3 separate regions of the Homo sapiens genome follow, and all the other regions are linked to region 1. Evidence: chromatin loops called from intact Hi-C (ENCODE). Cell type or tissue: PC-9. All regions are shown on one strand.

Evidence for each region. A loop is a pair of places that touch in the nucleus more often than their neighbours do. Peaks named below come from ENCODE experiments on the same cell type or tissue, not always from the same donor. Only the 100,000 strongest peaks of a DNase experiment are listed, where the experiment ranks them.
Region 2: it touches region 1 in a loop (14-fold over the local background); 2 of 110 quality-filtered maps call a loop at or near these places.
Region 3: it touches region 1 in a loop (5-fold over the local background); 4 of 110 quality-filtered maps call a loop at or near these places.

What each region holds. Positions count from the first base shown.
Region 1 is chr3:11,595,720-11,603,719 of GRCh38, forward strand. VGLL4 (vestigial like family member 4) reads right to left here. Exons shown (of 5, transcript NM_001128219.3): 2 at 6,114-6,303. Among named protein-coding and RNA genes, the nearest start is that of VGLL4, 44 kb to the right of the region's middle. RefSeq lists a silencer at 4,876-5,170 and enhancers at 5,556-6,154, 6,027-6,466, 6,155-6,752. In PC-9, no CTCF peak of the experiment used is centred here; a DNase peak (open chromatin) is centred at 4,992; H3K4me3 peaks cover 312 bases; H3K27ac peaks cover 3,765 bases.
Region 2 is chr3:11,767,448-11,775,447 of GRCh38, forward strand. It overlaps a transcript of TAMM41 not described here. Among named protein-coding and RNA genes, the nearest start is that of TAMM41, 75 kb to the right of the region's middle. RefSeq lists an enhancer at 6,908-7,202. In PC-9, CTCF peaks have their summits at 7,013 (motif pointing right) and 7,221; DNase peaks (open chromatin) are centred at 4, 3,214 and 3,814; H3K4me3 peaks cover 1,494 bases; H3K27ac peaks cover 2,841 bases.
Region 3 is chr3:11,545,638-11,553,637 of GRCh38, forward strand. The region is part of intron 20 of ATG7 (autophagy related 7); the gene reads left to right. Among named protein-coding and RNA genes, the nearest start is that of VGLL4, 94 kb to the right of the region's middle. RefSeq lists enhancers at 716-1,217, 1,218-1,717. In PC-9, no CTCF peak of the experiment used is centred here; no DNase peak of the experiment used is centred here.

The DNA of each region.
Region 1 (8,000 bases):
GTAAACTATCACAAGGACAAAAAACCAAACACCGCATGTTCTCACTCATAGGTGGGAATTGAACAATGAGAACACATGGACACAGGAAGGGGAACATCACACTCTGGGGACTGTTGTGGTGTGGGGGGGGCGGGGAATAGCATTAGGAGATATACCTAATGCTAAATGACAAGTTAATGGGTGCAGCACACCATCATGGCACATGTATACACATGTAACTAACCTGCACATTGTGCACATGTACCCTAAAACTTAAAGTATAATAATAATAAAATAAGATAAAATAAAAAAAAAGAAAGAAGGGGAAATGATAAAACATTCACATATTTGCTTGATTTACCAAAACAGAAACACAAGAAGGATGCTTTGCTTCCAGGGAAGGGAGTAAAAGGTGTGAACAAGACAGGGTAGGGAGTAACATTAAAAGCACACTTTTTAGTACAGTTTTAACTTTGGGGAGCATGTTCATATCTTACATACTCAAAAAATAAAATTTGAAAGGATGGAAAAAGTCTAAAACTGAATGCAAACAGAAATGAATGAACCTAACAATATATTTCAAATAATACAACAATACTGAGGAGAAAAGGGAAAGTAACTCTTCAAATTCATCCTGTGACTATTATACCCTCAGCATGGGAGAAGGAAAAACCATAAACAAATCCTGAACTCTTTTTAGTTTGTTTTTCAAAGTGGTATTGGCACCATGCTTCTGAAACTACCTGAAGTGCACTGCAGGAGTGGACCATGAGTACATGTGTGGATGTAGTTCTTACTGGTGAACCAGGGAGATAGAGTATGGAACGGGGAGGGCGAGGAGGAGCTCGGGAGAGTTGGGTTAGCCCTGGAGCATCGCCAGGAACTCATTATCTCCTAGCTCTTTCCATGGAAAGGATCTAGAAACAGCACTGTTCAATAGAACTTCTTGTGATGATAGAAATGTTCTGTATCTGTGCTGTCCGATATGGTAGCGAACGGCCACATGTGGCTACTAAGCTTGAAATGTGACTCCTGCAGCTGAGGAACTAGATTTTTAATTTTAATTTAAAATCAACACCTGTGGCTGGTGTCTGCTGTACTATTAGACAAATCAAGTCTAGAAGCAATGTGATCATAGTAACAATAAGTTACCATGAAAAACTATGTAATCCATAGTAACGATAACACCTAGCACCTGGATCTGGGCTTCTAAATCCTATTCCCCACTAAAAGGATCTGGAGTCCCCTGGAAAAACGGCTAATTCCATGGCTGGAGCAGGTAGGCTACAAGATGAGCCTAGAACAACTTGTAGGCCAGAAAATAAGAAAGTGCTCAACAACCACAAGGAAATAATGGAGGTTATGACAAGGACATAGGACCAGTGGACAGGGTTCTTGTTTGTCAACTCTGGGACAGCTACAATTCATTCAGTAAGACAGGAACCCCGGAGTCCATATGGATAATAAGTAGATAAATAGGCAGGCAGGCAGGAGAAAGGGGAAGAGCTCTTTCTTACCAGATTGCACTTGAATATCAAGGGCCATTAAAAAAAAAACTTACTGATTTTTCCACAAGATGAATCCCACTCCACCTCTTCCCATCCTTTAATCCACTCTTTCCAAACACAGAGTACTTTTCAACTTCCAAACAGACATTCATCTTCTTAAGACTTTTCTTAAGAAATAAACAGAAATAATGTATTTCTCAGGGTCACCGTATTGGAACCAACCCAACAGTGTCATGGATAGGTTAATGGATAAATGCAGAAATTGACCTTTCTAGTCTTAAAACTTAAAACTTACATTTGTTTTATCTGAGGTCTTTAAGAAAAGACCTTCAGTCCTCTCAAAAACAAAAAACAAGTGTCAAAGAACTGAAGCCCACCAGGTAACTACATCCAGACAAAGAGATGTGGGACCGTCCTTCATCATGATTGTGTCCTTGCTCCTCCCAAGTTCCTATTTGTTAAATCTTGTTTCATTTCTTCCCTGCTATATAAACCCCAGCTTTAGTCCATCAGGGAGATGGATTTGCCCCATCTCCTGGACTGTAGCACCCAATGAAAGCCTTCTTCCTTGGCAATACTCCTCATCCCAGTCATTGGCTTTCTGTGTGGTGAGCAGCAGGACCCAGACCAAACCCCTGGTGGTTCGGTAACAATATCAACAAAAAAATTAATAATGAGTTCAAATACACCAGGTCCTAAGAGGCTGGAATAAAATCCCAGGAATTCTAATTTTCAAAATTCTGAAGAAATCACTAAGGAAACCTCTCTTTTTTTCCCCTTCCCCTAAATCAAACTGGATAGAACTCAGTCTTACTCTCTGTTGCCTTTTTTTTTTATAAGACATCATCTCGCTCTGTTGCCCAGGCTAGTGCAACGGCATGATCTCGGCTCACTGCAACCTCTGCCACCTGGATTCAGGCAATTCTCCTGTCACAGCCTCCTGAGTAGCTGGGACTACAGGCGCACACCACCACACCCAGCTAATTTTTTTTGTATTTTTAGTACAGACAGGGTTTCACCATATTGATCAGTCTGGTCTCAAACTCCTGACCTCATGTGATCCGCCCACCCTGGCCTCCCAAAGTGCTAGGATTACAGGCACGAGCCACCTCGCCCGGCCTCTGCTGCTTCTTACTCTGGCTCAGAGCCACCTGATCTCTCCATCTTTCTACTAGAAAATGTCTCCATATGATGCTTATAATAAAATGCAGCCAAACCGTGCACCTTTCAGGCCTTGTTAGCTAGCTACCGAAACTATTTTTTCTTTCTTCCTCTCTCTCTCTCCCTTCCTTCCTTTTTTAGAGGCAGGGTCTCCCTTTTGTACCCTGGCTGGAGTGCAGTGGTGTGATCACACCTCACTGCAGTCTTAAACTCCTGGGCTAAAGCTATCCTCCCACCTCAGCCTCCCAAGTAGCTGGGAGCAAAGGAACACTCCACCAGGCCAAGCTAATTTTTAAAATTTTTTGTAGAGATGGGGGTCTTGCTATATTGCCCAGGCTGGTCTCAAACTCCTAGGCTCAAGCAATCTGCCTGCCTCAGCCTCCTAAAGTGCTGGAATTACAGGCATGAGCTAGCACACCCAGCCAAAACTCTTTTCCAATAACACTCCTTTCCCCAGAATTATTATGACTGCTTTAGTGATAAAATACATCACATTTTCATTACATGTTATTAACAAACTCTAAGAAGATAAAGCACAAAAACCATTTTGTAATCTCCTTAAAGAGATACACTAGGCTATTCCTTTTCAAATAATTATGAATCTGTCATTTATTGCAGATAACTTCTTAGGCATTAAATATAAAGGAGGGAGCATGCTATAGCCCAAATAGGAAACATTTCATCAAACAGCAGCACTAAATACCCTACAACACGAAGAAGTAAGACAGGCAGCATCTTTCCAATCTGCCTGTGAAATCTGTCATTAGGCTCTTAGAAAACACAGTACAAACAATGGTAATGTTACTAAAATAACTATCACACAGTAAACAAGTAACACTCAGAAGGACCTAACCACACGCCAATCGCCTTTCCTCCTTACACTGTACACTTAAGAAAATACATTTTATAATATATATATTTTTTACCACAATAAAAGAAAAATGAGGGGGGAGTCACCTGGCTGGTGTAAGGGAGTCTGAGAGAGGAGGTTACTCCTGTTTCTATTTTCCTAAAACTTTGCATAATAATGTCAATTGTGATTTGCACATAAAATTTGGCGATTCTATTATTTACACTTAAAATTATTTATAGTGTCATCACAGACCCGTACCTCAAAGTCTTATTTTTAGCCACCAAGAGAGCTACAAAATTATTTTCTTTTTTTTTTTTGAGACAGAGTCTCGCTCTGTCACCCAGGCTGAGTGCAGTGGCGCGATCTCGGCTCACTGCAAGCTCTGCCTCCAAGGTTCAAGTGATTCTCATGCCTCAGCCTCCCGAGTAGCTGGGATGACAGGCATGCACCACCACACCCAGCTAGTTTTTTGTAATTTTAGTAGAGACAGGGTTTTGCCATGTTGCCTAGGCTGGTCTCGAACTCCTGGCCTCAGGTGATCCACCCACCTTGGCCTCCCAAAGTGCCAGGATTACAGGTGTGTGAGCCACTGCGCCTAGCCACAAAATTATTTTCTGAACATTTTAATATTCTAATAATAATATTAACAATGACTAAAGCTGAGTACTTACTATCTGCCAGGCACCATTCTTAAGTCCTTACAATAATCCTATGAGGAAGGAATTAATATTATCTGTGATGAAAGATAAAGAAAGTGGGAATTGAACCCAGGCATTTTGATTAAAAGGCACATACTATCAAACATTAAATCCACCATATATACATATGTATATTTTCTTACTCTCTATCATCATAACCAGTATCTGAACAATGGAATAAAAATAACAACCCCCATCAACAAAGTGCTATACCATGCCAAGCTCTTTGCATATTTTAACTCTAGTCCTCGTAATAGCTCTATACATTAACTATTATCATTGTCATTGTCATTGTCCAATGACAAGGATATCACTGTCAAGGATACTGGGCCCAGCTAAATTAAGTGACTTGTCCAAAGCCTCACAGCTGTTGTGTGGCAGAATCAGGATTTAAATTAAGGCATGTTTGTCTGCAGGCTGCCTTCCCCTTTCTTACTTATGAAAAGAAAAAGAAAAAAAAAAAAAGACCAAATGTTCTTATTTGGGTTTGGGAAAAGCAGATGGGAAAGTATAAGAAATTCGTGGGAATAAAAGAATGAACTGCAAGAGCTGAGCACCCAGGAGTTAAGCTAGCCCTGCCTGCGGAGTGCACTGTTTGCAGGGCCTTCCTGCTGGATTCCTGATGGTAGCAAATTCCAGGGCTCCAGACTGCAGGCTCAGCCTCTGACTAACACTGCAGTGATTTATTTGAGGATAAATACCTCTGTCAGTGTCTTATGACTGAACACAACAGTCCAAGCTGACTGGAACGAGCGGAATGCGAGGACGCTGGAGCTGAGGCAGTAGAGGCGGGAGCTGGGCCACCTCTCTGCGGAAACTCTGCCTCCAAGGAGGAGCCCTCACAGGAAGGTATTCCTGTGGGGAAAAAGCAGTGCCCTCAGGAATTGGAGCATCTTGAATAATGAGGAAACACTGACTCATGCTAGAGTGAGCGCTTGGGAAGGGGGAAGGAGGAGGACCTCTGTACCTGCACACACAAAGCTACTCCCTCCAATACTCAGTGCAACCTTGCCAGGATTGGCAAGATAACTCCAAGAACACCAACCGCCCTCACCACTGTACCCGTAGACTCTCTGGGCAGCTGGTGGGGCGTCTCCAAGTCCTGAAAACTGGGGAGAAGCCTCTCCCTCTGCGAGGAGGGTGTGTGCCGAGAGGAGAGTGCAAAGGGGAGAAGCCGGGTGCACGGAAGCGGGAGGCTTTTCCAGTGGAAACATGGTGACGTTGCACAGATTCAGGGATCTGTGGTTTCAGCCCGTGTTTCACAAATAACAAAACTGAGGCCCAAAGAGTTGAAGCAATTCATGTCAAGAAGGTAGACAGTGTCAGTGGCAGATCAAGGACTGGCTGGATGTGGTGAGTGGCACCTTGTCATGAGCATAGGAAGCTGGCTTCCCTTTATGGGAAGGTCCCAAGTTTGTACCAGGGGCACATAAGGTGGGATGAACACTTCTTCGTGTGTACAATCCTAGACTCCTGAGTAAGAACTTTACAGACGTCTGCTTGGTCAAAAAGGTGCTGAGCTTCCCTTCTATTTGTCTGGTGCACAGTGACATTCACTAAATGTTGATTCTCCTAAAAACAATCAATATGTATGGGCAAAAAAAAGCGAAGCTTAGCAGATGACTACTCGACTGCTCGCAGAAGCTCTAAGGGGACATTAACTTCTATGGAGTTTAACATGCGGAAGGTCCTACAAGTAGGCTGGAGGGAAGCCAGACTTCCACCTCACCGCGAGTTATCAAAATGAGTTTACTACCTTCTTTTTGGCAGATGAATACTATTTTTCTTTTGTAAATAATATCCTTTTCAAATAAAGTATGCAAATGATAACATCAGAATTAGCACAAAGTTGCAAAACAAATAAGGCCCCAGCACGGAGCACCCTTAAGCCAAAATAAGAACAGAGGAACTCACAGATGGGGGTTGAAGATGCGACTCATTTTGGAGACGTGGTCGTTGTCACAGTCTAGGTCCTCGTCACCTGGCTCCATGCTGAACTTCCTCTTGCTGGGGCTGATTGGGGGAGGGCCGGTGCGGTGACTGCTGAGGGCAGAGGCCACCGGCAGGGTCTGTATTCTGGGTTCTCCCCTGAGAGCAGCTTCGCCTACGCAGAGAGAGATGATGTAGTCACTAAGCAGGAGAAAGGCCCCCATCTCAGTCCCCCAGGCTCCCCGCCCGCCCAGCCAGCCCCTTACAAAACTACTCCCAGTGGAAAGTTTTTGGCAATGGGACGGGGCCGCCTGCCATCCTCTGAACATGGTTTGAGTGTGGTTAGCTGCCAACCATGAGACATTTTACATCAACGTGGTTTTCTAGCACAGTCACTCTTTAGGGTAGAGTTTAAAATAAAAAGTTGCAATAAAATAGCAGGGGGGAGGCAAAAAGCATTTTCTGTAAACAATTTCAAAAGTTAATTTAAAACACCAAAGGTCTTTTCACGTGTGGGTATTCCACTCGATACAGATAGGAGAATGACCTCACTGCATTCATGAAACCACTATGCCCAACTCACTTTTCCTGCTTGTTCTGTTTTTTTTTTCTAATATAGTCTTGGTATTTAATTTCTTTTAAAAGAATGAGGAAAGTGTGTGGGCTAACAGTTCACACATTTGTACCGAAAGTTAAAAGAAATATAAATACATCGTTTAATGGGAAATAAATGTTTAATTCTTACAGTACGCTAAATATTGCACATTAAAATATTATCAGCACAAAGCTTCGGCATATAACTTATCGCAAGCATAATACGTGGGTAGGTGCAGTTCTGAAACATGTTTCGAAGTTAGGCAATCAAATTAGGGTCCACATTTCCATTTGATTTGACATCTTGGCGTTTTTCATTATTATTTTAAAAGGTTTTGTACTAGGCAATCACTTTGTGCCTCGCTGTGAATTAAAATAAGCATAGCCTTTCATAGTAATAAAGCTTGTGTACCTTCTAAACTTTATAAAGACGAATGATTACTTTAAGAGAAAACTTCAAACTTTCTAAGTCACATGGGGGGAGCACCTAAATTTTTCACAAATAATAACCCTTTTGTTGTGCTGTACATTTTGGTCTCTCGGACCTGACCAATTTTCTTTCCATTTGGTCACAATTTGAGAGTAATACGAGGATAAAGTCAACTTCATCCGAGGCCTTGTGGTACCTAAGAAAAGGAATCTTTGTTTGCCACCACTAATTTTCATATCATCACAGATGTGTGGACAGTGTTAACAGTCATTTACTTCATACACATATGACAAATATGATTTTGTTGGAGAAAGGAGTGAGGAAAAACCCTCTGAATATTTACCAGGAAAAATAAAAACTTGGCCAATTTACTCAGCAAGATATAAACTAGCAAATATACAGTGACCCATAATACACCTCCAGCCAGGATTTCTTTTAAGGATTCTGGCCCCAAAGCAAACTGGAACTTTCCATTTTAAATGAGATACCTAAAACACAGGCCTCACGCTGGCCTGCCACACTCAGAAATTCAGTATGATCTTGGTTGGCCTATACTCCCTATTTAGTAATTTTCATTTTAAAAAACAAAAAAAGCAGTGCTCATCTTTATACCTTCATAAATTAGAAAAATATCCTTTCTAATTATCTCCGTTATTTGTGATACTTCCTCCTCCACAAAGAGAGAAGAGGGTGTTTCCAAGGGAAAGCTTCAGAAGCCCAAGCCCAGCTAACTTTCTGGGAAGCCCTGATGATACCCCCAGGAACGCAGCAACTGCAAATCAAACCTCATCAAAATGGCACCAGCTGACCCTCCTCTCCACCCAGGGTTTCTCAACACCCCTGGCAGG
Region 2 (8,000 bases), 170 kb after region 1:
TTGTGTGGATGCATGTTTTCATTTCTCTTGGATATATACCTAGAGGCAGAATTCTTGGGTCATATGATGACTACACGGAACTATCAAACTGTTTTCTGTAGTAGCTTTACTATGTTACATTCCCACCAGCAATGTACGAGGGTTCCACTTACTCCCCATCCTTGTCAACACGTTGTGCATTTTTTTTTTTTTTTTTGAGACAGAGTCTTGCTCTTTTGCCCAGGCTGGAGTGCAGTGGTGCAATCTAAGCTCACTGCAACCTCCGCCTCCCGGGTTCAAGCAATTCTCCTGCCTCAGCCACCTCAGTGCCTGGGATTACAGGCATGTGCCACCACACCTGGCTAATTTTTGAATTTTAGTAGAGATGGGGTTTCACCATGTTGCTCAGGCTGGCCTCGAACTCCTGACCTCGTGATCCGCCCGCCTCGGCCTCCCAAAGTGCTGGGATTACAGACGTGAGCCACCGCGCCTGGCCATCTGTCCTTTTGATTATAGATTTTGATTATAGATCAAAATGGGTGCAAATCAAAGCCACAGTAAGACACCACTTCACACCTGTGGGGGTGAATAGGTGTGAAGTGGCATCTTACTGTGGCTTTTATTTGCACTGCCCTGATGGCTAATGATATTGAACATCTTTTTATGTGCTTATTGGCCATTTGCATATCTTCTTTGGATGTAGGTGGAAAACTTTTTTGTTTTTTTTTTGAGATGGGGTTTCATTCTGTAGCCTGGCTGGAGTGTAGTGGCGTGACCTCAGGTCACTGCAACCTCTGCCTCCAGGGCTCAAGCAATCCTCTCACCTCTGTCTCCTGAGTAGCTGGGACTACATGCATGTGCCAGCATACTAGGCTAATTTTAAAAATTATTTGTAGAGATGGGGTCTCCCTATATTGCCCAGGCTGGTCTCAAACTCCTGGGTTCAAGTAATCCTCCTGCCTTAGCCTCCCAAAGTGTTTGGATTACAGGCGTGAGCCACTGCACCCAGCCAAATCCTTTTTAAAGTCGTGAATGTACTTGATGACAAAGTGAATGTGACAAGGTATTTCCCACAATTTTATGTTAGAATAGAAGAAAAACATATGTTTTATGCAATTACATACTCACTCATTCATTTTCCAAGTACCTATGCTATTCCAGACACCAGGAAATTTAGAGAAGAAGGAGAAACCAGTTAGTTGATTATCAGAAATGGCATAGACAAGATGTTATAGTCCTCCTGGCACTTTTGTAACAGTCTGCTTCTGACTTATCCAAATGGTTCAGCTCCATTCCTGGCAGGGCAGAAAAGGCAATGAGACAAGGTTCCTGATTTCCAGTAGCTCACTATCTAGTGGGAGAGAGAAACACATAAATATGTCATTGCGGTCGCAGATGGTTATCTACCCACAGAGCTTAGGAGCACAGTGGAGGGAGCAGGTAATTCTGCTAGGCACCTAGAAGGGGTGCAGGAGGAGGTGACATTTGAATTTGGTCTTAAGAGATATTCAGACATTTGACAGATGGTGAAAGGAGAAGGACATTCTAGCCATCAGGCACGGCCTGGTCAAGGGCATGGCTGAGGATGTGAGAGCCGAGGGTGAGCAGAGACAGAGGGTGGAGGGGAGGAGTGGAAGGGAGTGGACCACGTCATGAAGAGCCTCACTAAGGAGCATCCATCTACAAACAGTCTCACTCTGCGCCCAGGCTGGAGTGCTGTGGTGTGATCTTGGCTCACTGCAACCTCTAACCTGACGGGTTCAAGCGATTCTCCTGCGTCAGCCTCCTGAGTAGCTGGGATTACAGGTGTGTGCCACCACGCACAGCTAATTTTTGTATTTTTAGTAAAGATGGGGTTTCACCATGTTGGCCAGACTTGTCTTGAACTCCTAACCTCAAATAATCCATCTGCCTTGGCCTCCCAAGAGATTTTTTTTTTTTTTTTTTTTGTAAGCAGAAGAGTGGTGTGGTTCGATCTGAGGTTTAAGAGATCACTCACAGGCAGCCAGTTGGATGGATTAAGGGGTCAGCAGGCCAAAGGGTAAATATTTGTGGCCTTGTGGACCACACAGTCTTTGTTACAACTTCTCAACTCTGCTGCTGTAGTGTGAAAGCAGCCATAAGACAATACATTTAAGTATTTCATTTAAGAAAGAACCCGGCTGTGTTCTAATGCACATGTATTTACAAAGCCAGGAGGTATGGATCTGTCCTGAGGACCATCATTTACCAACTCCTATATTAGACTAAGGTGGGAATGAAGGCAAGGAGACCACTGACTATGTGGAAATTCTCTCATGAATGGAGAAAATCAGAATGGGGTGAGGGAAGTGCAACCAAGGCAGAGGGTATCTTTCAGCCTCAAGAGGAGTCAGGTCCTCTACCTCGGCTGTGCTGGAAAGTGTGACTACACGCCTCACGGCCCAGCTCGCATTTCCTACAAAGCAGGCAGAACACCTAGTTATGCAAAGAGCATCACTCACAGCCACTGCAGCCACCTGGGAGGTGTGGAGCTTCTATCTGTGACAAGCCTGCCAAGGAACTCACAGGCCCAGGCAAGGAGAAGCCTAGAAAACAAGGTAGAAAGTCTTGGAAAAGCCTCATTTGGTCTGCGATGTAAGAAAACTTGATTCCAGTTAATTGAGGTAAAGAAGAATTGGTTCAATCTCATAGAATCCACAGGGGAGATGTGTGATTGGTCCCGCACTCTAAGAGCTGGAGAGCGAGAAGCAGGTGCCTCTTCTGGCCTCTGTGGGGCTGCACAGACTCTGTCTCCGTCTCTTCTGCAAAATTGGCATCCATGTGTGGACTGCTCATCAGTCAGTGTGGGGTGGAGACACAGAGAAAGTTCAGGAGTACATAAGTGGCCCCATAAAAACATGCACCCTACCACTACCCTGGAGGGCAGCTGACCGGGGGTGTCTGGTCCAGCCTCTCTAACAACTCCTGCACCTCTCTGTCCAAGCCCCTTCCCCTTGCTGGGCAAAATAAAGGGGGCAGTTTCGATCACTGGCTCTCAACTGGGATTTCTCCCAAAGTAGTAATGAGGTCGACTTGCAAGCATTTTTGGCTTTCAAAAAGCCATTTAAAATGCTCTGCTTGCTGATGAAAGCTGTGGTTTCTTTGCTCTCGGCTACGATTCTGTCAACTCAGGGTAGTAACACTGCTGAGCGCGTGCTGATCTGAAGCTCTGATTGGCTGCTGGTGACATAATAGGAAGGTCAGGAACGATTGGCTGGCAGCTGAGACCGGCTGAGCCACATACCAGGAAGGTGTGTTGGGCGTGAACAGAGCACGCTTAGAGCAGGAACAGAAGTACGAGCGACAGCCTACCAACATCCTTCAAGCATGGGGGCAGGGGAGGCATGTGTTAAATAACAGAGTCTTCAAGATAGTGAAAACTATGCATCATTTCTAGGGTCCTCTTTTGTGTAGCTCCTGTCTCCCCCTAGTCCCAGGTGTCTCTCCCCAGAGGGCTGGAGGGCCAGGCCAGGCTCGCAGACAAGTGGGTACATGTACCCCCTTCACTCCCAGTTCCCTCCTCTCTGCCCAGACCTGCTCTCCGCAGCCCTGAGGCGGGCAGCTGGTCCACCCTTCTCCCCTGCAGTTCTCTCTAGGCTTAGGACCCAGGTCCCTCCCTGCTCTAGGTGGTCTGGATGTCAGCATCTCAAGCTGCGGCCTCAGGCAGCAACAGGCACGCCCTTTATGAATTATCTGAGCAGAGCACAGCCACAGTGGGAGGAATAAAAATAACAAGAAACACAAAAGGTGCCTCCTTGAACAGGAAGAGACACTAGGGATGGGGGACTGGCTCACCTGGTGAGTCACCCTGCGTTCCCTCTTCTTGGCTGGCTATCAAAAGAGAAGAGAACACAGGCAATAACCTGTGGCCTCCAGGGACGGGCTGGGCGTTTTAGAAAGGCCCTGGGTTTGCAGAAGAGAACAGCACGCATGGTGGGGAGGCTGCTGGAGGTTGGGATTCTACGTCTGGCTCATGGCAAACCTGATGGATGACTTTGGGCTCTTTTCAGAGTCTCTGTTGCCTCATTTGTTTGTTTGTTTTTGAGACGGATTATTTATTTATTTGAGTCGGAGTTTTGCTTTTTGTCGCCCAGGCTGGAGTACAGTGGCCAGATTTGTTTGTTTGTTTTTGAGATGGATTATTTATTTTTGAGACAGAGTTTAGCTCTTTGTTGCCCAGGCTGGAGTGCAGTGGTGTGATCTCTGCTCACTGCAACCTCCGCCTCCCAGGTTCAAGCGATTCTCCTGTCTCAGCCTCCCAAGTAGCTGGGATTACAGGCGCCCGCCACCACGCCCGGCTAATTTTTGTATTTTTAGTAGAGATGGGGTTTCACCATGTTTGCCAGGCTGGTATCAAACTCCTGACCTCAGGTGATCGACCCACCTCGGCCTCCCAAAGTGTTGGGATTACAGGCGTGAGCCACCACGCCCGGCCTGTTTATTTATTTTTAATTTTAAAAAGTTTATATATTTAAGGGGTACAGGTTCATTTTTCTTACATGTGTATATTGTGTAGTGGTGTACCCATCATCACCCAAATAGTGAACACTTTACCCAACAGGTGATTTTCCAACCCTCACCCCCTCCCACTTTTTATAGTCTCCAGTGTCTGTTTTTCTTTTTCTTTTTTTCTTTTTTTTTGAGACAGAATCGCTCTCTGTTGCCTAGGCTGGAGTGCAGTTGTGCAATCTCAGCTCACTGTAAACTCCACCTCCCAGGTTCATGCCATTCTCCTGCCTCAGCCTCCGGACTAGCTGGGACTACAGGCGCCTGCCACCACAGCTGGCTAATTTTTTTTTTTTTTTTTGTAGTTTTAGTAGAGACGGGCTTTCACCGTGTTAGCCAGGATGGTCTTCATCTCCTGACCTCGTGATCCGCCCTCCTTGGCCTCCCAAAGTGCTGGGATGGCAGGCGTGAGCCACCGTGCCCAGCCCAGTGTCTGTTTTTCTACTCTGTGTGTTCATATGTACCTATTGTTTAGCTGTCACAAGTGACAACAAGCGGTATCTAGCTGTTTCGGAGTTATTTCACTTAGGATAATGGCCTCCAGTTCCATGTTGCTGCAAAAGACGTGATTTCATTCTTTTTTTTAATGGCTGAGTATATCCATGGTGTGTGTATGTATCACATTTTCTTTATCTGATCCTTGGTTGATGGACAGTATATCTGTGCGATTGTGAACAGTGCTGTCATAAACACATGAGTGCATGCATCTTTTCCCTTTGGGTAGATACCCAGTAAAGGGATTGGAGTCTAATGGTAGTTCTATTTTTAGTTCTTTGAGAAATCCCCATAATGTTTTTCATAGAGTTGTCCTCCTTTATTAAGCCTCCTATTCAGGGTGAGGCACTGTGCCAGGGGCTCTACATACATTGATGCTAATCTTGAGAATCATCCTGCCAAGTAGGGTCTTTATCGTCTCCATCTTAAAGAACAGGAGGCAGTTCCGAGAGATTAAGTAACTTGCCTGCTGTCACACGGTATACTCTTGATTCAAACTCAGGTCTTTCTTTCTCTCTCTTTTTTTGGAATGGAGTCTAGCTCTGTTGCCCAGGTTGGAGTGCAGTGGTGCGATCACAGCTCACTGCAACCTTCGCCTCCCGGGTTCAAGCAATTCTCCTGCCTCATCCTCCCGAGTAGCTGGGATTACAGGCACACACCACCATGTCCAGCTAATTTTTATATTTTTAGTAGAGTTGGGGTTTCACCATATGGGACAGGCTGGTCTCAAACTCCTAACCTCAAGTGATTCACCTGCCTCAGCTTCCCAAAGTGCTGGGATTACAGGTGTGAGCCACCATCCCTGGCCAAACCCAGGTCTTTTTGATTCCAAAGCCCCCAAGTATTGCTTATTTTATTTTTGATTTGCTTAAAAAAAAAAAAGCTAGTTAATGACTAGCACTTTGTGAACTATTTTTCTCCCAACATTTTTAATTTTTTATAAAATTTAAAAAATAGAGGTGGGGTCTCGCTATTTTGGCCAGGTTGGTCTTGAACTCCTGGCCTCAAACAGTCCTCTTGCCTTGGCTTCCAAAAGTGCTAGGATTACAGGCGTGAGCCACCGTGCCCAGCCCCACCCCGACATTTTCTTTTTTGACTACCATCAAGTACTAGCAGAACATCCAGACCTGTTGGCAAACAAGCAGTAATGGAGACACTTGGAAACTTGACCCTGAGTAGCTCAACAGCTTGTTTTCTCCATGAGCCAGTAGGCTTCTAGCTGTGATTTCATTAATTTATAACAGTATGCACATTTAATTAAGCAGAATGTTTCTTGCCCAACCTAGATGCTAAATCCATCAATGTGTTATGAGCTAAATTGTGGTTCATACAATGAGAAATAGAAAAGTCAGTGTTGGGGGCCGGGTGCGGTGGCTCAGCCTGTAATCCCAGCACTTTGGGAAGCTGAGGTGGGTGGATCACCTGAGGTCAGGAGTTCAAGACCAGCCTGGCCAACATGGCGAAACCTCGTCTCTACTAAAAATACAAAAATTAGCAGGGCATGGTGGTGCATGCCTGTAATCCCAGTTACTTGGGAGGCTGAGGCAGGAGAATCACTTGAACCAGGAAGGAGAGGTTGCAGTGAGCCAAGATCATGCCACTGTACTCCAGCCTGGGAGACAGAGCAAGACTCCATCTCAAAAAAACCAAAACAAAACAAACAAAAAAGAAAAGTCAGTGTTTCATCATCTTATGCAAAGGAAGCTATAATTTCCAGGTGTTCTGCCACCTACAACAGGTTTGAGCACTCTTGTTCTCCGACTCTATGAACGCACACTTTGTGCACAGGAAAACTTCCTGGATAAAACAGAGCCAGGCAGAGCTCTCTCACCACTGTAGAATGAAAGTTGCTTTCTTTGCTTCCTTGGGAATCAGAAAGGTGCTCTGCCCCTTTCTATGTGCACCTGGAAAGTTCTCCATCAAACCAAGCTGACAGGGAGGCTCTCCAGCCTGCCAATAAGAGCAGTGACTGAGTGCCAGAGGGACTGTTACCTAGATGGCCAGGCTAGCCCAAGATGGACAGAAGAGGGAGCACTTTCCGTAAAACAGCCACATGTCACAGGCCCCAGCTGCCGCCTGCAATCCTCTGGCTCCCAAGACTGCCCAGGGCCCTACTGCTCTCCCTGGGAGGTTTGTCTTGGTCTATTTGGGTTGCTATAACAAAATGCCATAGACTGGGTGGCTTATAAACAACAGAAATGTATTTCTCAGTCTGCAGGCTGGGAAGTCTGAGATCAAGGCACTGGCAGATTCAGTGTCTAGTGAGGGCTTTCTGGTTCATAGATGGCCACTTCTCATTGCAACTTCACATAGAAGAAGGAAGAAAGGATCTCCCTGGGTCTTGCTGATAGTGTCCTAATCTGCCCTCATGACCTAATAAATTCCCAAATCCTCATCTCCTAATACCATCACATTGAAAGCATTTTTTTTTTTTTTTTGAGACGGAGTCTCGCTTTGTTACCCAGGCTGGAGTGCAGTGGTGCGATCTCGGCTTACCGCAATCTCCGCCCCCCAGGTTCAAGTGATTCTCCTGCCCTCAGCCTCCTGAGTAGCTGGGATTACAGGCGGCTGCCACCGTGCCCGGCTAATTTTTGTATTTTTAGTAGAGATGGCGTTTCACCATCTTGGCCAGGCTGGTTTGAACTCCTGACCTCGTGATCCACCCCCTCAGCCTCCCAAAGTGCTGGGATTACAGGCATGAGCCACCGCGCCTGGCCTTTTTTAATATTAAGATGCATTATTTTTGTACAGGCATTTTTTTTGGTTGGGGGACACACAAATTCAGACCATAGCAAGGTTCCAGCCATAAGCCAGAATACTTTCCTTATAACTATCACTGAAGGACCACTGGTCAGCCCCCACGTTTGCCAGGCTTTGGGGCCCTAGTCCCCCTCTTCCTGTCACATTCCCCGCCACCACCCTGGTGATTTCCGAAACCCATGTGAACAACTTACCCCTCGACTGTCTTTCAGGACAGTGTTACAATTTCACCAAGGTGG
Region 3 (8,000 bases), 50 kb before region 1:
GGCCTCGGGGCTGTGCTTGGGCTCCGTGTCCCGAGCAGCCCTGCCAGGCCTAGCTCTCCTGGGCGTGTGTCTCTCTGTTGTCAGCCCCCCTGGCGGTTCTTCCTTGGAATCATCTTCTGGATGTCCCCTCTCCTTTTTCTCCTCTAGTCCCTGTAGCCACCCCCTGGCAGTGCTCAGTAAGGGCTAGCAAACTAGCAGCCTCCTGCAGAAGAAGTGGGGGTTAGCACCCCCATACCCCCATTGTTTCCCGGAGGCATTTTGGGAGGCCAAGCCAGAGGATTGCTTAAGCCTAGGAGTTTAAGACCAGCCTGGGCAACATAGGGAGACCCCATCTCCACAAAATATAAAAAATTAGCTGGTTGTGGTGGCATATGCCTGTAGTCCCAACTACTAAGGAGGCTGAGGTAGGAGGATTGCTTGAGCCTGGGAGGTCAAGGCTGCAGTGAGTTATAGATGGCACCACACTCCAGCCTGGGTGACAGAGTGAGGCCCTGTCTCAAAAAGTAAAGAAATGCCAAAACTGGATTTTTTTTTTTTTTTTTTTTTTTTTTTGAGATGGAGTCCTGCTCTGTCACCCAGGCTGGAGTGCAGTGGCGTAATCTCGGTTCACTGCAACCTCTTCCTTCCGGGTTCAAGCAATTTTCCTGCCTCAGCCTCCCGAGTAGCTGGGATTACAAGCACATGCCACCATGCCCAGCTAAGTTTTGTATTTTTAGTAGAGAGGGGGTTTTGCCATGTTGGCCAAGCTGGTCTCGAACTCCTGACCTCAGGTGATCCGCCTGACTTGGCTTCCCAAAATGTTGGGATTACAGGCGTGAGCCACTGCGCCCAGCCTTATTTTAAATGTTTACATTTAACAAATGAACGCTTTTAACGGACACACAGAAATATAATTGTGCCATTCCCAAGGTAATTACAGTGTTTATAAAAGAAGAACCTTAGTTCATGGCATGCTTCAGGCAGTGTGGTCCAGAAATGGGACCCAAGTTTGAAATTGGATGATGAGGGCTCCTTTCAAACTCGTCTGTCTCCTTTGGAGAGAGTTAAACCTCAAGGCCCTTTGGGTGTGTGTGGTCCAGGCTGAGCCTTCTCCCTCATTCCTTGTGATGGGCCCAATTGAAAGGTCCCTCTTCCCCTAATGCAGAGTGGCAGCCCATCCCTGCCCTCTTCCATTGCAGGGCAGCGGCCAGTGGGGAGCGCTGAGGTGCTCAGGTCAGGCTGACCAGAGGGGCTGAGCCCACCCTTGCCAGCGGAGAGCAGCACAGGCTGATGCCATCCTCTCCCTAACTGTCCAAGCCATGGGCTCTGCCTTCTGAACTGGGTCATACCAAGGTGGGGACTTGGGAGCCAGGTCAGGAGCTGGCCTGTCCTTTCGGCTGCCCAGGTTTATTCATGGTGCTGGTGGGTGTGTGCTGTTGCTCTTGGGCACCTATTGTGCATTTGCGTGACAGGCGGTGAATGGAAGAGTGTCTGGGGCCCAGAGGGCAGAATCAGAGACTGTCCTTAATCGTCTTTAGAGGGAATTATGTTTAACAGGAAGTAGTGAGAGAAAGTGGAAAAGGCCTCTTCCTTCGCCCTTGCTAGCTTGGTCTCCTTGACAAGTTCTGCTGTTTTCTCTGTGCTTCAGTCCCCTACTTTGTAAAATGGGGGCAAACATGTGACACCATTGTCCTCAGGGCTGCCGGGAAGAGAGTGGAGGCAGGGGTTTGAGTGACATTCCCCTGTGTGGACAGACCACGTTTCATTTATTCATCAGTTGGTGGAAACTGGATTGTTTCCACTCGTTTCCTATTATGAATTCCACGTTTAACTTTTATGAATACTTTCCTATGAATACTACTGTGTTTGTGTACAAGTTTTTATGTGGACACGTTGTCATTTCTCTTGGGCAGTTACCTAGGACTGGAATTGTTGTACCATATGGTAACTGTGTTTAATTTTTGGGGTAAACTGCCAGCTGTTTTTTATGAGGTGGCTGAACCATTTCACATTTCCAGCAGCAACGTATGAAGGTTCTAGTTTGTCCACATCCTTGTCAACACTTACTATGATCTGGCTTTTTCACTGCAGCCATCCTAGTGGGTGTGAAGTGGTAGCTTATGGTTTTGATTCACATTTTCCTGATGACTAATTATGTTTGAGTATCATTTCATGTGCTTCTTAGCAATTTGTGTCTTTTTCTGGAGAAATGTCTATCCAACATCTTTGCCCCTTTTTTTGTTTTGTTTTGTTTTTGAAACAGGGTCTTGCTGGAGTGTAAGTGGCATGGTCATGGCTCACTGTAGCCTTGACCTCCTGGGCTCAAGGGATCCTCCCACCTCAGCCTCCAGAGTAGCTGGGACTATAGGTGTGCACCACCACACCCAACTAGTTTTTAAATTTTTTTGATAGAGACAGGATTTCCCTGTGTTTTCCAGGCTGGTCTTGAACTCCTGGGCTCAAGTGACCTTCCCACCTTGGCCTCCCAAAGTGCTGAAATTACAGGCATGAGCCACCACGCTTGGACTTTTGCCACATTTTTAAATTGTGTTTTCTTTTTATTATTGCGTTGTAAATGGCCTTTGTATTTTTTCTTTAATTTCTTAAAGATGGGGTCTCACTATGTTGCCCAGGCTGGTCTCAAACTCCTGTCTTTATATATTCTAGATACAAGTCTCTTATCAGATACATGATGTGCAATTATTTTCTCTCATTCTGTGGCTATCTTTTCTCTTTCTTAATAGTGTCCTTGGAAGCACAAAAATTTTAAATTTTGACTAACTCCAGTTTACTTATTTTGTTGTTGCTTGTATTTTTGGTTTCCTTTTTTAGTCTTTAAAATATATAAGATATATGATTCAAAATTAAAAGGCATGCTCAGAGCAGTCTCGCCTTCATCCCCACCTGCCCTCTATAGGGAGGCATTTAAATTAATTTCTCCTTTTATCGTTCCTGTGTTTATATTTGCAAAATTAAAAACCTTTTTTTCTTAAACAAAGGTGGTATGCTACAGATACTCTGCATTTCTTTCTTCTTTTCTTTCACTAAAGAAATCCCGGAACTGAGCCCCCGTATCAGCCGATTGAACTCACTGTGTTTCAGGGCCACAGTAGTCCAGGTGTGGATGTGCATCAAATGGTTTAGTCAGCTGGTTCCCCGCTGAGGGCCTCTTGGGCCTGTTCCCAGTCTTTTCCTGTAAGAGATCATGCAGCAGGGGATAATATCCTTTCGTATAGTGGAGGTGTGTCTTCAGGACAGACTCCTAAAAGTGAGACGGCCGGGTCAAAAGTTAAGCCGTAGGAATCGTGGCTGTTGCCAGATTGTCCTCTGCAGGGGTTGGACTGCTCTGTGTGTCACCAGGGAGGTATGAGAGTGGTTCCACCACAGGCTCACAAACAGAACATATTGTGAAGCAGTGAGGTTCTTGCCAGCGTTATCTCAGTGCAGCTTTTTTTTTTTCAATCAGCTGTATTGTGTGATTTACATACAATGAAATACACCCACTTTAAGTGTCCAGTTTGTTGAGTTGTGACAAATTATCTACTTCCTGTCACCACAGATGGGTTTTTGCCCTTGTAGGATTTCATATAAATGAAATATGAAGTATGATGTCTTCTGTGTTAGGGTTGTTTTCTTAAAAACTGTATATATTCAAAGTGTGTAAGGTATCTTTATATCACATAGTGAAATGGTTACTACAGTCAAGGAAATTAACACATCTGTGAACTCCCATAGCATGTGGTGAGAGCACCTAAAATCTACTCTTAGCAAATTTCCAGTGTACAGTCCAGCATGATTAACAGTAGTCCTGTGCTGTATATCAGACCTCCAGACTATTCATACTACGTAACTGCCACCTTGTACCCCTCGTACCCTTCGACCCCATTCCCCACCCCTTCCAGTTGGGCTTCCTTGACCCAGGATAAAGACACTGAGATTCATATGTGTTGTCGCACCCATCAGTAGTTTAATGGCTTAGGAGTATCCACTGTACGGATACACCACAATTTCTCTGCTTTCCCGTTGATGATCATTTGTGTGGTTTCTAGTTTGTACCTATTCTGAGTAAGACTGCTGCGGACATTCTGGCTCAAGTTTTTCTGTGGACATGTGTTTTCGTTTCTTTGGAGTAAACAGGAGTGGAATGGCTGGATCACATGGTGAGCGCACACTTAAACAGTCACTAGACCTTCCTCCAAAGTGGTTTTGCCAGTTTCCATCCCCACTAGGAGCAGTGTGTGGGCCCTTCCTGCCCCACATCCTCACAGACATCGGGCATCGCTGGCCTTTAGCTTCAGCTCTCCGAGGAGGTGGGGTGCACTGTCTCTTTATGGTTTTGATTTGCATTTCCCTGAGGACTGCAAACTGCACGTCTTTTCTTATTTGCCATTATATTTCCTCTTTGGTGAAGTTTCTCTTCCAATCTTTTCCCCAAAAATCAAGTTTTTGTCTCTTTATTATTAAGTTGTAAGAGTTCTCTTTATTTTCTAAATACAAGTTCTTTTAATATAGAGATATTTTCTCCTAGTCTGCAACTTGCCTTTTCATTTTCTCAGTGGTATCCTTCCAAGATCAGAAATTTTAATTCTTGTGAAATGCAAACCCATTTTTTTTTCTGGTTAGTACTTTTTGTGTCTTAAGAAACCTTTGCATTTCCTTTATTATGAGTAGGGCTGTGCATCTTTTTTTTTCTGTTTAAGGGCCATTTGCTTATTTTTTCTGAGAACTGGCCGTGTCTTTGTCCACTTTTTAAAAATTTGGTCTATTGGTCTTTCTCTTCTTGAATTTTATTTATTTCTTTGAGACAGGGTCTCACTCTCTGTTGCCCAGGCTGGAGTGCAGTGGTGCAGTCACAGCTCACTGCGGCCTCTACCTCCCAAGCTCACACCATCCTCCTATCTCCTGAGTTGCTGGGACTACAGACACATGCCACTATGCCTGGCTCATTTTTAAAAAATTATTGTAGAGAAAGGGTCTCCTTATGTTGCCCAGGCTGGTCTTGAACTCCTGGGCTCAAGTGATCCTCCCGCCTCAGCCTCCCAAAGTGCTGGGATTATAGGCATGCCTGGCCTCTCTTCTTGATTTCTAAGAGCTCTTTGTCTATTACCGAGATGAGCCCTTTATGGTATGTTGTTATGTTTTCTCTCAGTTTGCCTTTTTGACTGTTTTCCCGTGCATATTGCATGCATGTGTTTTTGCAGAGTCCAGTGTATCCATTTTTTTATTGCTTATGGATTTGGGATCATAGGCCTTCCCTACTCCCAGGCTATAATGAGCTTACCCGTGTTTGTATCTAGTATTCTTATGGTTTCATTTTCTCTAACGTTTGGATTTTTATCCCATTTGGAGTTGATTCTAACATGCGGGGTAAGGCATGGAATCAATTTTATCTTTTTCCAAGTGACTCTCTACTTCTCTTCATATCAGTTTTTTAAAAAGTCTATCTTTTCGTAATGAGCCGAGATGGCACTCCCCAGGCCATTATCATTAAAATCCTTGATTTCCACATGTTCTTGGACATGGTCTTCTCGTTTCTGTACTCGTCGTGTCCTGCGGGCCGTCTGAGTGTTCCGTGCTGACGCACCCTCTCCTCCTCGGGGGTTTCATGGCGTCTCCCTCGGCCCATGGTGGGGGCTTCTCACCGCTCTTCTGTTCGGAGGGTTTCCTGGGTGTGTCTGCTTCCTGTTTTTCCACATAGCCTAGAACCAGCTCGCCCGGCTCCAGAAAACATTTGTTAACTTTGAAAATTGAGACTTTGTTAATGTATTCACTTTGAGAAAGCTGACATCTTTATGGATGTTGAATCGTCCTATGCAGAAACAAGGGGTGTGGCTCTATCTACTCCAGTTTACGTCTTTCCAGGAGAGATTCTTCTAGGACTGTCGCAGCTGTTTTAGAGGCTTCATATGGATTCTGTACATCCGATGTTAGGTTTATTCCCATGTGTTTAGCTTTTTCACTGCTTTTATAATTTTTTTTAAAGTTTTTATTTTTATAGAGAGAGGGTCTTGCTCTATTGTCCAGGCTGGTCTCAAACTCCTGGCCTCAAGCAGTCCACTCGCCTCAGCCTCCCAAAGTGCTGGGATTACAGGCACGAGCCGCTGTGCCCAGCCAATATAATGGGTTCTTTTCTTTTCTTTTTTTTTTCTCGAGGCAGGGTCTCACCCTGTCGCCCAGGCTGGAGTATAGTGGTGCGATCTCAGCTCACTACAACTTCTACCTCCTGAGTTCAAGCCATTCTCCTGCCTCAGCCTCCCAAGTAGCTGGGACTACAGGTGCCCACCACCACGCCTGGCTAATTTTTGGATTTTTAGTAGAGACGGGGTTTCACCATGTTGGCCAGGCTGGTCTCGAACTCCTGACCTCAAGTGATCCACCCGCCTTGGCCTCCCGAAGTGCTGGGATTACAGGCGTGCGCCACCACGCCCGGCCTCTTTCATTCTGTTTTGAACTAAACATTGTTTGCACTGCATGTGGTGGGTTATAATTGGTTGTTGTCAATTTTATATCTTGCTCTTACTAAATACTTTTTCATTTGTATTCTAAGGATATCTTAGCACTTATTTTATTGGGGTTTCCAGGTGTGCTTTGATATTACCTACAAAGAGATCATTTTTCCTTAGGGTTGAATGTTTTTAAAGGTTTGTATTACATATTGCCAAATCTTTTAAAAAATATGGTACCAATTTATACTTCTCTTGTGGCAGTGTTTTGCCATACCCTTGTCGGCACTGAGTATTGATATTTTTTAAAATGTGCCAGTTTACTATGATCTTCACTAAGAGGACATTCACTGTGCCCCTTCTCCACACCAGTTGCACTGCCAAGGACACAGCTGCGGTGAGGACACAGTAGAGCCTGCAGATCCCAGCCCCCAGTCCCACTCCAGTCCCTGTCCCTATCCCCAGGAGTCCCTGTTCTGGTTATTTCTTGAGGTTTCAAATGAAGATGGCTGCTGCCCTCTGAGCCCAGCCAATGGGACGAAGCCAGTGGAGAGCCCGTCCCTGCCCCAGAGATTCGCTCTGGAAAATCCCTGAGTGGTTTTGTAAAATGCATTTTACAAAATAATAATCCCCGCACAATAAGTCTTCTGGGTGTCTCGCAGGATCCCCTGCACAGCTCAGGCACTGCCAGCAGCCGCATCCCCTCGAGTGGCTCAATCTGTCCAGGAGCAAGGGGTCAGCCAGGCACCTTCCAGGGCCAGTCCCAGGCCACCCAGTCCCAGTGTGGCTGAGCACCTATGCCTCTTCCCCATAGCTAAAAACCCAGTAAAATGGATGATAAAATGGGTAACACCTCCCTGAAAGTTTCTACTTTCCTATAAAGCCCAGCCCCGGCCCAGGCCCGAGTCCTCTTATGAACAGAACAACCCCAACCACCCATTTGCAGAGGGCACTGCTGTTTGGTACTGACCCTGCCCTGCCCAGGCTGGCAGCCCTCCAAGGAGGCTGGGCAGGAGGTCCCGGAGGACACGGCCCACAATGCTCACCCTTTTCATTCTCCATCTTGCCCCATCACCTCCCACCTCGGCCCCTTCCTCCAGGCAGCCCGCCCCGCCCTTTTCCACACACCCCTGGTTCCCAGCACTGAAGCTTGCTTGCTGTGTGATCTCAGGCCAATTGCCTTACCTCTCTGGGCTTGTTTCCATCTTCACCTCACAGGTAGATGTGAGGTCACCTCACAGGTAGATGTGAGGAGTGAAAGAGGGAGTATTCGCAGCAGGTCTACACAGCGTGTGGCACAGAGCTGGCTACATGAATGTGTGTTCGTTGAATGGGAGAGTGAAAGAATGGATGGATTGTGCTGGCAAACCCTCCAGGGGCTCAGTTTCTTCCACTCGGACCATCAGAACCCAGAGATCAGATCCAGGAGCTCCTAAATGCAACCTTTGTTAGAAACACAGCTCCCCTGCCCTGCACTGCTCAGTCCCACCCTGGGGGAGTTTCCAGCCGCACTGAGGATGAGCTCGGTGGGGACCTGACCCAGAGATAGGGACACCTGGTCACTGGACCGCAGACCGG